Linked DNA regions of Mus musculus: region 2 is linked to region 1. The links are chromatin contacts, found by Hi-C or POLR2A ChIA-PET in ENCODE. All regions are on one chromosome and are shown on one strand. Each heading gives the region's core, a stretch centred on a gene start or an enhancer-like site at or near the end of the contact. The rest is flanking DNA. Distances are from core to core; before and after follow the strand shown.

Region 1 (5,552 bases), core at 1,858-4,357:
TTAATTCATATTAACGATATGCATTTCTCAATACTCCCAGATGACAACATACATTAATACAACTATTACAAGTGATTAAGCACAGTGAAAGAGGAGGGACAAAGAGAAGTTCAAAACACCCCAAATATTTGATTTTGCAATTCAAGTTCAGCAGACTGTTGCCACAATAGTGTTTGGGCAAGTCCTCAGGGCTGCTTTTGACTTTACATCTAATTAGACACCTAATGAAAGGGAAGAATCCTTCCCCATGCGGTTTCCCTCCTTGGTATCTTTTGTGCCTTTATTTATACACATAAACACACTACTTAGGAGTTGAAATACCACAAAGTTTTTTCTCTTTCTGTACCTCACTCCCTGTAACAGTCTGGGGGAATTAGGTGGAGGAAAACATTTGTCTTCCTGATGTTTCCTACTCTGCTCAGAATTTCTTTGGGCATGTGGTCCTTCCTCACTCAACACTGAGAAAAAACATACCCATGTATTTCAGTGGATTTTTATTAGTCATTTGAGATGCTCAACAGTTTATACTAATTAGACCATCCAAAGCCTTTTGAAGATTAAGCAAATTGGACAACCCTTGTTAATTAGAACATAATTTGAAGTTTGAAATTATATCACTGATGAAGTGGTCTAATTAGTATGGCGATATGTTAATGGACCAGCAAGACACTGGCAATGGGGTTTGGCATGGACCTCGCTAAGGCATGCACAAAAATTCTCTCTTTTATACTGGCATTAATAAAAGATTTCTATAGACTCCAGCTTTTCCACGACGACATACAATTTATATACACACAATGCCCACAGTCCTGTTCATTTTTTCACTATTATGAAAACTAATAAATTCGTCAAGCTGAATTAAGCATACAAATCAGACGAGGCATAGCAGATTACACGGTGAAGCTCGGTGTCTCCCGAGCCTAAATGAAATTTCAATCTAATAATTCCTTCCTAGCTGGGTCATAATTTGTTTAGAGATGCTGTTGTACTTCTTTCAAAGCGCTGTTCACACTATAATTAAATGATACTCAAGCTTTTAACTTTGATTTATTTCATTTCGTGAAGCTTGAGACAGTGAGAACTGCACAATGTTATTTTTTTTTTATTTCCTTGAAAATTACCTTGGCTGTTGAGGTAGAAATTAAACACCTAAGCACTTACTTGAACAGTCTTGCACACAGCCACGTTCTTTCATGTCAACACCCCCCTCTCCGAGTCCTTGCCCAGGCTTCTTAGGGCTCTCAGTGGAGAACATGGCTCGTAGGAATCCCCTTTGGCTACTGTTTATTATTTTCCTTTACGCAGGGGAAGAGAAAGGCGGGCTCCAGACTGGCAAAGCAGCAGAGATTTAAGCACCACGGACAGATCCCATCGCGTTGTCAAAGCAGAGGCTTTGGGGTGGGGGGGGGGGGGGAGTATTCCGACGACAGCTTTCCTAACTTGAACCTGCCAGCCCCGGCCTGGATGAGGTCAGGGGAGGATCCACGGTTTCCTGTTCGCCGCTACCGCCGCAGGGCTTCCGGGTGCTGACTCCCAGAGGGCTCCCCTTTCCACGCTTGCCCTCCACTTTGTTTTTGTCCTAGCTCGCGCCAGTGCCTCTTAGGCCTTCTGCTTGCTCTCACACCTGCTGGCCCTCCCAAGCTCCCAGGGCCTGCACCTGTTCCGGATCACCCCTGTCCCGGACCAGCCACCCGCAGGTCCTCATCGGTATATGCACCTAGTGTCTTTCCGCGCTCTGGAAGGCGAGGGTAGCCCCAAGTGCCGCAGGACGGAGGGGAAGGATGGGAAGGAGAGGAAATAGGTTGTGTTTGGGGGGGTTGGGGCTGGGGAGTGGGCCACACTGTCTGCTTTTGAACTGGAACTCAGAATGTGTGTTCACTTCCAGGAAAGTGGTTTGCACTAGCACAAAAGTGGGAGCAAAGTGTAAGCAAAAAATAGTCTCTGCACACAGTGACTGTAGAAATGAAGATAAGTGGGACTTACGCCAGTCTGAGTGTGTGTGTTTGTGTGAGTGTGTGTGCACGCGCGTTTGAGTGAGTGAGTGAGTGTGTGTGTGTGTACGTGTACACGGTGTTAGTGGCATTCGGCAGCACATGCGCTCTGTATTTCTGGCCCTTCTCGTCCTGTCAGTTGCTCCTTTCCCTTTGATTGTAGCTAATGAAGAATAATACATCCCAGAGTCAGGGTTTGCCAGGAGATCCTCCCAAGTCCCAGCTCACCCTGTACTGGACATAGGGAGGAGGTGGAAAAAGAGAAGGGGGTGGGAGGAGAGGAATCTGTACATGTGTTAGAGGGTGATATGCTCATAAAGGGGGGAGTCGCATGCGCATAGAGGACACTAACGGGCTGTGTGGCTGTCCAATCCGCTGAGAGCTGAGGGAAATCGAGGGAGAGGAAGCCCTGCAGCCGGGCAGACCCACGTCTTTCTGCACTAGGCACCCGCCGGGCGGTGGGATGCAAAGCCCGGGGCTGACCTCAGCACGCATCAAGGCGGGAGCTCAGAGCAGAGCAGAGGACCCGGGTCGCCGCAGCGTCTAGATCCTCATCCAGGGGAATCAGGGTCACTGGAGCTGACGGGAGGGGAGGGCCCCTGAAACTTAGTGGTAAGCAGAGGGCAGGAGAGCAGGTGGCCAGGTAAGGTGCACCTCACAGTTCAGGGCTAGTCGCTTCCAAGATTGGCTTGGAACGCAACTTTTAGGGGGAGTTTTTTTTTTTTTTTTCCCGAGGGAGGCGGGAAGATCTGGAGACTGTCATTTAGGTGACTGGCACTGCCGGGTGGGGGTGGCCCGAAGCACCGACCTGGCTAGTTGGGTGGGGTTGAGCTGGGGCGCGATTAGAATCAGGAGTTGCAGGCGCGGCGTAGGAGTGGTAACAGCAGAGCGCCTGCCGGGGCAGGGAAGGCTGCGGGTCCCGTGGCAGAGAGAGAGGGGCGGGTGCAGGGAGAACTGAAAGGACCGGAGCCTGCGGGGAGCCAGGGCGGGGAGAAACCCACCCAGAGCAGTGCGTCCTGGCAGGAGAGGGCGGGGGAGGGAAGGAGGGGGAGGGCGGGCGGGGGTCAGGCGCGGGAAGAGGGGACTATAACTCCACCGCCTCGATGAGCTGGGGCACTTTGGGGTGCTGAGGTCTGAAGCCAGAGCCACCCGGAGCAGGGCAACCTCTCGGGCAGACCTAGCGGGAGACACAGGAGCGGAGCTAGCGGCCACACTGGGAGAACCGGGCCTGGAAGCAGTGGCGGCTGAGCACAACTTTGCAGTGTTGTTCCCTCTGCTGCTCCGGCCGGGTACTTCTCCGGAGGGTCGGGTAGCTGGGACCGGAGTGCGCCAGCGACGAGCGCGCCGCGCAAGGAAAGATGATGATGATGTCCCTGAACAGCAAGCAGGCGTTCAGCATGCCTCACGCAGGCAGCCTGCACGTGGAGCCCAAGTACTCGGCGCTACACAGTGCCTCCCCGGGCTCCTCTGCGCCCGCGGCGCCCTCGGCCAGTTCCCCTAGCAGCTCCAGCAACGCTGGCGGCGGCGGCGGTGGCGGCGGAGGCGGAGGCGGCGGCGGCCGGAGCAGCAGTTCCAGCAGCAGTGGCAGCGGCGGCAGCGGCGGCGGCGGGGGCTCGGAGGCGATGCGGAGAGCTTGTCTTCCAACCCCACCGGTGCGTATGTCTGCATAATCACCGCTTAAAGGCACATTTTGACAGCCTCCTTTATCTGCTTGATGTTTTTTTCATGTCTGCACAGCAAATCACCCCACACCTCCAACCAATCCCCCCTCTCTTAAGTATTCAACGGGTCTTGCCTTTCATATTAATTTTTATGACCTGGGATGCTGCCTGTGCGCGTGTTGTGTTGTGTTGTGTTGTGTTGTCTGTGGCTCACTTTTCCTCCCCCTGCACATTGGCTTCTCGCGCAGGCTTCCCCTCTCTTCTCGCTGCCGAGTTTCAGGATCACTGTCATTATTATTATTTTAACGTTCTGGGAATGCTGTAGGCACGGTGGCGGTGGCGAGCCCTGGGCCGGGGGCTTCCGGAGAGAGCGCTCACAATTCCCTGCTGAGCGTAATGTGTGCCTTCTACTTACAATTGCAGAGCAATATATTCGGCGGGCTGGATGAGAGTCTGCTGGCCCGTGCCGAGGCTCTGGCCGCCGTGGACATCGTCTCCCAGAGTAAGAGCCACCACCACCATCCGCCCCACCACAGCCCCTTCAAGCCGGACGCCACTTACCACACCATGAACACCATCCCGTGCACGTCGGCAGCCTCCTCTTCTTCTGTGCCCATCTCGCACCCGTCCGCTCTGGCTGGCACCCATCACCACCACCACCACCACCATCACCACCATCACCAGCCGCACCAGGCGCTGGAGGGCGAGCTGCTTGAGCACCTAAGCCCCGGGCTGGCCCTGGGAGCTATGGCGGGCCCCGACGGCACGGTGGTGTCCACTCCGGCTCACGCACCACACATGGCCACCATGAACCCCATGCACCAAGCAGCCCTGAGCATGGCCCACGCACATGGGCTGCCCTCGCACATGGGCTGCATGAGCGACGTGGATGCAGACCCGCGGGACCTGGAGGCGTTCGCCGAGCGTTTCAAGCAGCGACGCATCAAGCTGGGAGTGACCCAGGCAGATGTGGGCTCGGCGCTGGCCAACCTCAAGATCCCGGGCGTGGGCTCGCTCAGCCAGAGCACCATCTGCAGGTTTGAGTCTCTCACGCTGTCACACAACAACATGATCGCGCTCAAGCCCATCCTGCAGGCGTGGCTGGAGGAAGCTGAGAAATCCCACCGCGAGAAGCTCACTAAGCCGGAGCTCTTCAATGGCGCGGAGAAGAAGCGCAAGCGCACGTCCATCGCGGCGCCGGAGAAGCGCTCTCTGGAAGCCTACTTCGCCATCCAGCCAAGGCCCTCCTCGGAGAAGATCGCGGCCATCGCCGAAAAGCTGGATCTCAAGAAAAATGTGGTGCGCGTCTGGTTCTGCAACCAGAGGCAGAAACAGAAGAGAATGAAATACTCTGCCGGCATTTAGGGACCCTTCTCCAGGGATGGCCCTTTCCCTTCGCCCTCTTTTTTTCTAACCCCCTTCTTGTCTCTTCTGCCTCTTTCCTTTCTACTTTGGCTATCAGAAAACAATTCCGGTAAATGTGAACCCAGACCAAGCCAGGAGCAAAGAAGCAAGCAGCTGAGCCCAAATCAGAGAGATTGTGAACCGGTTTCGCAGTGAAGAAAAACCAAAACCACAAACAACACAACACGAAAAGGAATTTGTCAAGTTGTAGCAGAGCTGTCCCCTTTAACTGCACCTGGGCTGCTCGGCTTCATCAGAGAAAGCGAGGAGCTGACTGTCAACAGGAAGGTAGAGGGACAAGCTTTTGAAAACCCTGCAAGAATGAGCAAGTAAGATTTGTTTTTGTTCTTACAGACGTCACCTTGTTCATGTTTAAAAGTACACTTTGCAGCTATTTTTCAGAAATAGAAATTGATTCAGGACTGAAACTCGAAGCTAGAGTTGATGCTTAATGTGATATGATAGAGACATCTCTAAAGTATTTTGAATTAAAAAA
Region 2 (5,196 bases), core at 1,236-3,735, 72 kb before region 1:
GGCTGGCCTTGAACTCAGAGATCTGCCTCCTGGTGCTGAGATTAAAGCTGTGCACCACCCCCACGAAGAAAAAAAAAGCCTATAATACTACCATAAGGATTGTTGGAAAATGAAACAGTATTTCTAAGACACAATAGTGTAAAAAAGTTCAATAAGCAGAATCCAAGGGAACAACTGAGCTCACAGAGTCCATCTTGTATCTGCCAGAACAAGAAACTCTAGGGAACTGATTCACCATCAGCAACCTTCCTGTCCACTCAGCACTGGGGAAGGCAAGGGAAAAGGCATTTGGCAAACCCAGACATGCGGGGCTATAGGCCACACACGTCAGCAGGAACTCCATCTCAATGCTGAGCAGAGATCTAGCCTCACTGTAACCAGTACAGTGGAGCATCGTAAGTAGCCTCAAAGACAGGAGCATGTCACTTCTCCCAGCTCCAGGAACAAGAGATTCCCCCTTCATTTGACTGAACTCAAAATCCCAACTTAACAGTTTCCCAAAGGCTCACAGAAAGGTTGTTTCTAAAACTAACTGGTAACTATACATACTCTATGTTGCATTTAAATTTTAAAATATGTTAAATTTAAAGGGGAAAAAATTAAATATAGAAAGCTTTCCTATCGAAATCACTGTTTAAATAATTCAATCCAAACGATTCCAGAAGTTACTCTAAATGGAGAAATTAGGGCTGGGGAAAGAAAAAACACTATTCAGAGAGATCATCCATTCACTTCTGTAAGGTTTTAATAACAAGGTAAAATTTCAAATATCTACATGGGCACCTCCTACTTGGGAAAGACTGTGTGTTCTTCTGTCCTTATTTGGGTCCATTGCATGGTTGATATATTCGATCTGCCAATAAACCTGGAACCTAACTCATGAGGTCAAAAACATATGAACTGAAGAAACTCAATTAATATCTATGAAAAGCAGAACAAGGTTGTCTGAAGGTGGGGGAGAGGGTATAAAACGCCAGTGACACGTCCCATGTTCCCACCAGTGTCCACAGGTCACATTACAAAGCTCCTACTATTCAGAGATTGGAGCGGAGGTTTTAACCCATCCACACTTCCCTGCCAAAACATACAGTGTGCATAGTCTAACACAGTCTGCAACTGTTGGACGGCTGCTGTAGTAACGGCAGCCCAGCAGCACACGGAAGTAGTGTCCCGTAAGGAAAGAGTGCAACGTGTCAGTACAATTGGGAGTTTTAGTCAGCAACTAAGGCACACTAAAAATTGAAGTTTGGAGCAAGGGTATCCTTTTTTCCTTTTTCTCCTATCCGCCGCTCCCGCCAATAATCTCCCCCAAACCCCTTTCTCTCCAACAGACTTTTTTTTGGGGGGGGGGGGCGGCAAAAGGGAGGAGTCGGAAATAGACTGGATAATGAGGTCTATTCCAGGATAGATAAAGAACTCCTGGCAACCTATAGTCCCTTGGGATGGGATGCTACTAAGAACGAGAGGAGTAACTTTCAGTTTCTGTACCCTCACTCCGGCACTGAGCAGAAGTCATTGATTGCCCGCAGAAAAGGCAACCTGCACTCCCACTCCCCTGCCCCATTCCTAATTCCCTCCTGGGCTAGCAAGTGAGAAGAACCTGCTAAAAGCCCCCCTCTCTCCCGCTGCGAGACAGAGGGCTGTGCCGCAGCCAGGGCGGCCGCTCCTCCCGGGGACTCGCCGACGAGTTCAGAAGTGGGAGCCGGCGCGCTGCAGCCGGCGGAGGTGCGGCACTTACCCCCGTTCACTCCGACCGACGGCTCGAGCTTAGCGGCGCCGATCGCCACCACTATCCCGACCATGAACCATTCTTTCCTCGCCCTCTCCAGCAGCCTCATATTTGTTAGGGCGGGTGGGTTTTGTTTATTTGTTTGGCTGGCTTGCTTTCCAAACTGCGATCCCTAAATCCCCGGGGCGTCTCCACACTTTCCTCGATCCCTCCAGACATGCAGCAGAGCAAGTCAAATTGCCACTCGTAAACTAAAGACCGAGGGGTGGCTCGGGCGGCTCCGAGGCGGGCTGGGAGTAGTAGTACCCAGTGACAGGAAAGCCTCGCTGAGCGCCGCCATCACTACCACGCACCTCAGAATAGACGCGCCCACCCGCCGAGGACCAGGGCGCAGGGGACGTAAAACGGAGGCACACCAGGAGCACGCAAGTGAGACGAGTCACGGGCTGCACTAACAGGACCCGCCGCCGTGCATACACGGCCAAGCTTGGGGAGGCCCGCAGTGGGAGAGAGGGATGAGGCGCCCCAGACGCCCAGCCTCATCATGGGTGTCGCTGCAGTAAAGCTATATTGACGGCGGCCCGAGCCCCGAGACATGCCTTGCAGAGAGCGTCTCTCACTCTGCCCTGAGCCCGAGAGACCCGCGGCGTGCGCTGGGCCGGTACCGGGCTGCGCCGTGGCGGCGGCTGCGCGCGCCAATGCCTGCTATGTCTATGCGCGTATACTCGAGACATTACGGCGACGACCGACGTCGCGTTGACGTTGCGCGGGGGGAGGGGAAGCCATTCGCGGCCTCTGGTTCTCGGCGGGAGCGGCGGCGGCAGACGCGTGTGGCGACCGGCGCGGGAAAGCGGCTTCCTAGTTAGGGAAGCGTTAGCCCCGTGGGTAGGTTGAAAATCGGTGGCCGAGCAGACGTCCGGGACGGCAGGCCCCCCGCCTTCCCGCAGCGGCGGCGGCGGGAAGGCGGGGAAGGCGGGCTGGGCCTTCCCGCCAGGTCGGTGGCCTGCCCGGGCCTTTCTGCCCGACCGCCTCCGCGGCCAAAACCCGCCTCGGGAGTGGGGAGGACGGCCGGGATGGGGCAAATCTTCCCTGGGGGGCGGTGAGAGAGCGACCCAGGCTCCTCCCCACCCGTGTGCCGCGCGTGGGCGGGCGATTCCGGAGGCCGCGTGGTGCGGGCCTTTGCCTGACCCCGAACCACTAAAGCAACAGGACAACTGAGAGGGGGCCAGGAACTCAGAACAAAAGCAGTGAGGGCCAGATCCAGGGTGGAGGGTCTGATGTCCGCCCCCTCCCCCAACCCTCGGTTTCTTGCATTGCATTTTGGCGAATCTATGACATAGTTTCACGAATGGTCTTCCGAGCATCAACCCTTCCTCTTTATGCACCCAAAGAAAGAAAGGAACAAAGTATTGTGGGACATTTTGAAGCAGCCTGGTATCAGCTACTTGAATAGTTTACTATGGAACGTAACGTTCGAAAGGGATTGTACCAGACTTTCATTCTGAATGCATTCAAAGCTTGAAAGAGACTCGGCGTGCAATTTGCTCTATTTAACTTTATCTTGCTGACATGACTCGCTATCCAAAAACTAAGCTGCTTTAAGCAGTTGTGCTATCAGTTCTCAGTTGCACAGCCCCCACTGCTCGGTAATTACGCATCAGGCAGCATGAAGAAAAGCTAATCTCAAGATAAAAAGAACTTAATAGGGAGACATTAAACAATTTACCAGGCAAAAGAAGTACATGAAATGTGATAAAGGCTTATTATAAGACAGTCACAAGGTAAGTGGAGTTCTAGGAAGTAAAATTTATAACATAATTTTCTTCAGTAATTTTGCTTGGTTCAAAAGGAAAAAAAAATCTGCCTCAGTCATCGAATACTCAAAAGGTCATCACAGATAGTGCTGCTTAAGTAAGGCTGCTCACAGAGTCTTTCTAGAGATTTTGACCTGTTTAGAACAAAATCTTAATTCATAGAATATTTTAACCGTAGTTTTGTGAATTGTATTGTCAAGGACTGTATTAGTTTGCTAGGGCTGCTATAACAAATAGTCCCCTCCCCGAGTTAGCTATACTCAGACAATAGACATGTTGTTTTACTGTTGCAGAATAAGGAAATCCAAAATGGAGATATTGGAGGGCCATGTGTTCTAAAGGCTCTTTCCAGCTTCTTGTGGCTGTTAATATTCCCTGGCTTCCTTGATTTAGGTTCTGATGCTCCAGTCTCGACCTGGTTAGGCATCACATCTCCCTCCATATGTTTCAAGTGGCTGCTCTCTGCATCCTTGAGCATTCATTACCTTTTTTCTGTGTGTATCTTTAAAAGATACTTGTCCTTGGATTTAAAGCCTAACCAGATAGTCCAGAATAATGGGTCATATTCATTTAGATTAAGTTTATGAGCCTATATCCTTTCTCCAACTTAACTGGAGTACCATCCCCTGTAAAAGACACGTTTTCCCATGACCTCAGAAGGTGACTTGTAGAAATCAGATGTTGATAGGTATGAAAAGCTGCAGTTCTTCTGAATGTCATACAAAGGTGTGCAGGTGGAGTGTAAGCACCACGTAGGGTGGAGAGAGGAACTAGATTGAGATATCTATAAGCCAAAGTAGTCTAAGAATTACTGACAACCACTGGAAGCTAGGAGGGAGTCATGGTACAGATTTTTGTTAAGGCTTCTGATAGAAACTTACCTTCATACTTCGTGACTTCCTGAACTGTAAGAAAATCAATGTTTTATAACACACCTCCCACCCCCAGCCCTTTCGCAATGCATTGTTACAGCAGCCTGAGGAAACTAATACAATAATATTCACAGGTGCTCGTGTGCAGTAGTCCTAGTGGCTTTTCTGTTCTGTTCTGAGACCCAGCAGCTGTCACCGGTGAGCTACTTGGAAGGCCGATTTGGCGAGCTTGTAGGAGGAGCTTGAGACCTTCACGTCCCCTCCGACTCTCAGCTGGAAGGCAAGATGGTTGAAGCAGATCGCCCAGGAAAGCTCTTCATTGGTGGGCTTAATACAGAAACAAATGAGAAAGCCCTTGAAGCAGTATTTGGCAAGTATGGACGAATAGTGGAAATACTTTTGATGAAAGACCGGGAAACCAACAAATCAAGAGGATTTGCTTTTGTTACCTTCGAAAGCCCAGCAGATGCTAAAGATGCAGCTAGAGATATGAATGGAAAGTCCTTGGATGGAAAAGCCATCAAGGTGGAGCAAGCTACCAAACCATCTTTTGAAAGTGGCAGGCGTGGACCACCTCCACCTCCAAGAAGCAGGGGCCCTCCCAGAGGTCTTCGAGGAGGAAGTGGAGGAACTAGGGGACCCCCTTCACGTGGAGGATACATGGATGATGGTGGTTATTCCATGAACTTTAACATGAGTTCTTCCAGGGGACCACTTCCAGTAAAGAGAGGACCACCACCACGAAGCGGGGGTCCCCCTCCTAAAAGATCAACACCTTCCG

What was found. Hi-C counts contacts between places; a loop is a spot of excess contacts on that map. ChIA-PET counts read pairs that join two places held with the same protein, here RNA polymerase II (POLR2A).
Region 2: a loop to region 1 is called in a map of left cerebral cortex, with 2.4 times the contacts of the local background. The contact joins the promoter of Rbmxl1 here to the promoter of Pou4f2 in region 1. A Hi-C loop is called at or near these places in 1 of 37 maps with a recorded cell type or tissue (left cerebral cortex). POLR2A ChIA-PET finds 5 or more read pairs at or near these places in 1 of 5 experiments (embryonic stem cell).

The regions. Positions count from the first base shown.
Region 1 is chr8:78,434,202-78,439,753 of GRCm38, reverse strand. It overlaps Pou4f2 (POU domain, class 4, transcription factor 2), which reads left to right and starts at 3,107. Exons shown (of 2, transcript NM_138944.3): 1 at 3,107-3,643; 2 at 4,076-5,552. The coding sequence starts at 3,350. The coding sequence ends at 5,017.
Region 2 is chr8:78,506,217-78,511,412 of GRCm38, reverse strand. Rbmxl1 (RNA binding motif protein, X-linked like-1) reads left to right here and starts at 2,485. Exons shown (of 2, transcript NM_001252089.1): 1 at 2,485-2,614; 2 at 4,596-5,196. The coding sequence starts at 4,701. It overlaps Slc10a7 (solute carrier family 10 (sodium/bile acid cotransporter family), member 7), which reads right to left and starts at 2,085. Exons shown (of 12, transcript NM_029736.2): 1 at 1,739-2,085. The coding sequence starts at 1,838.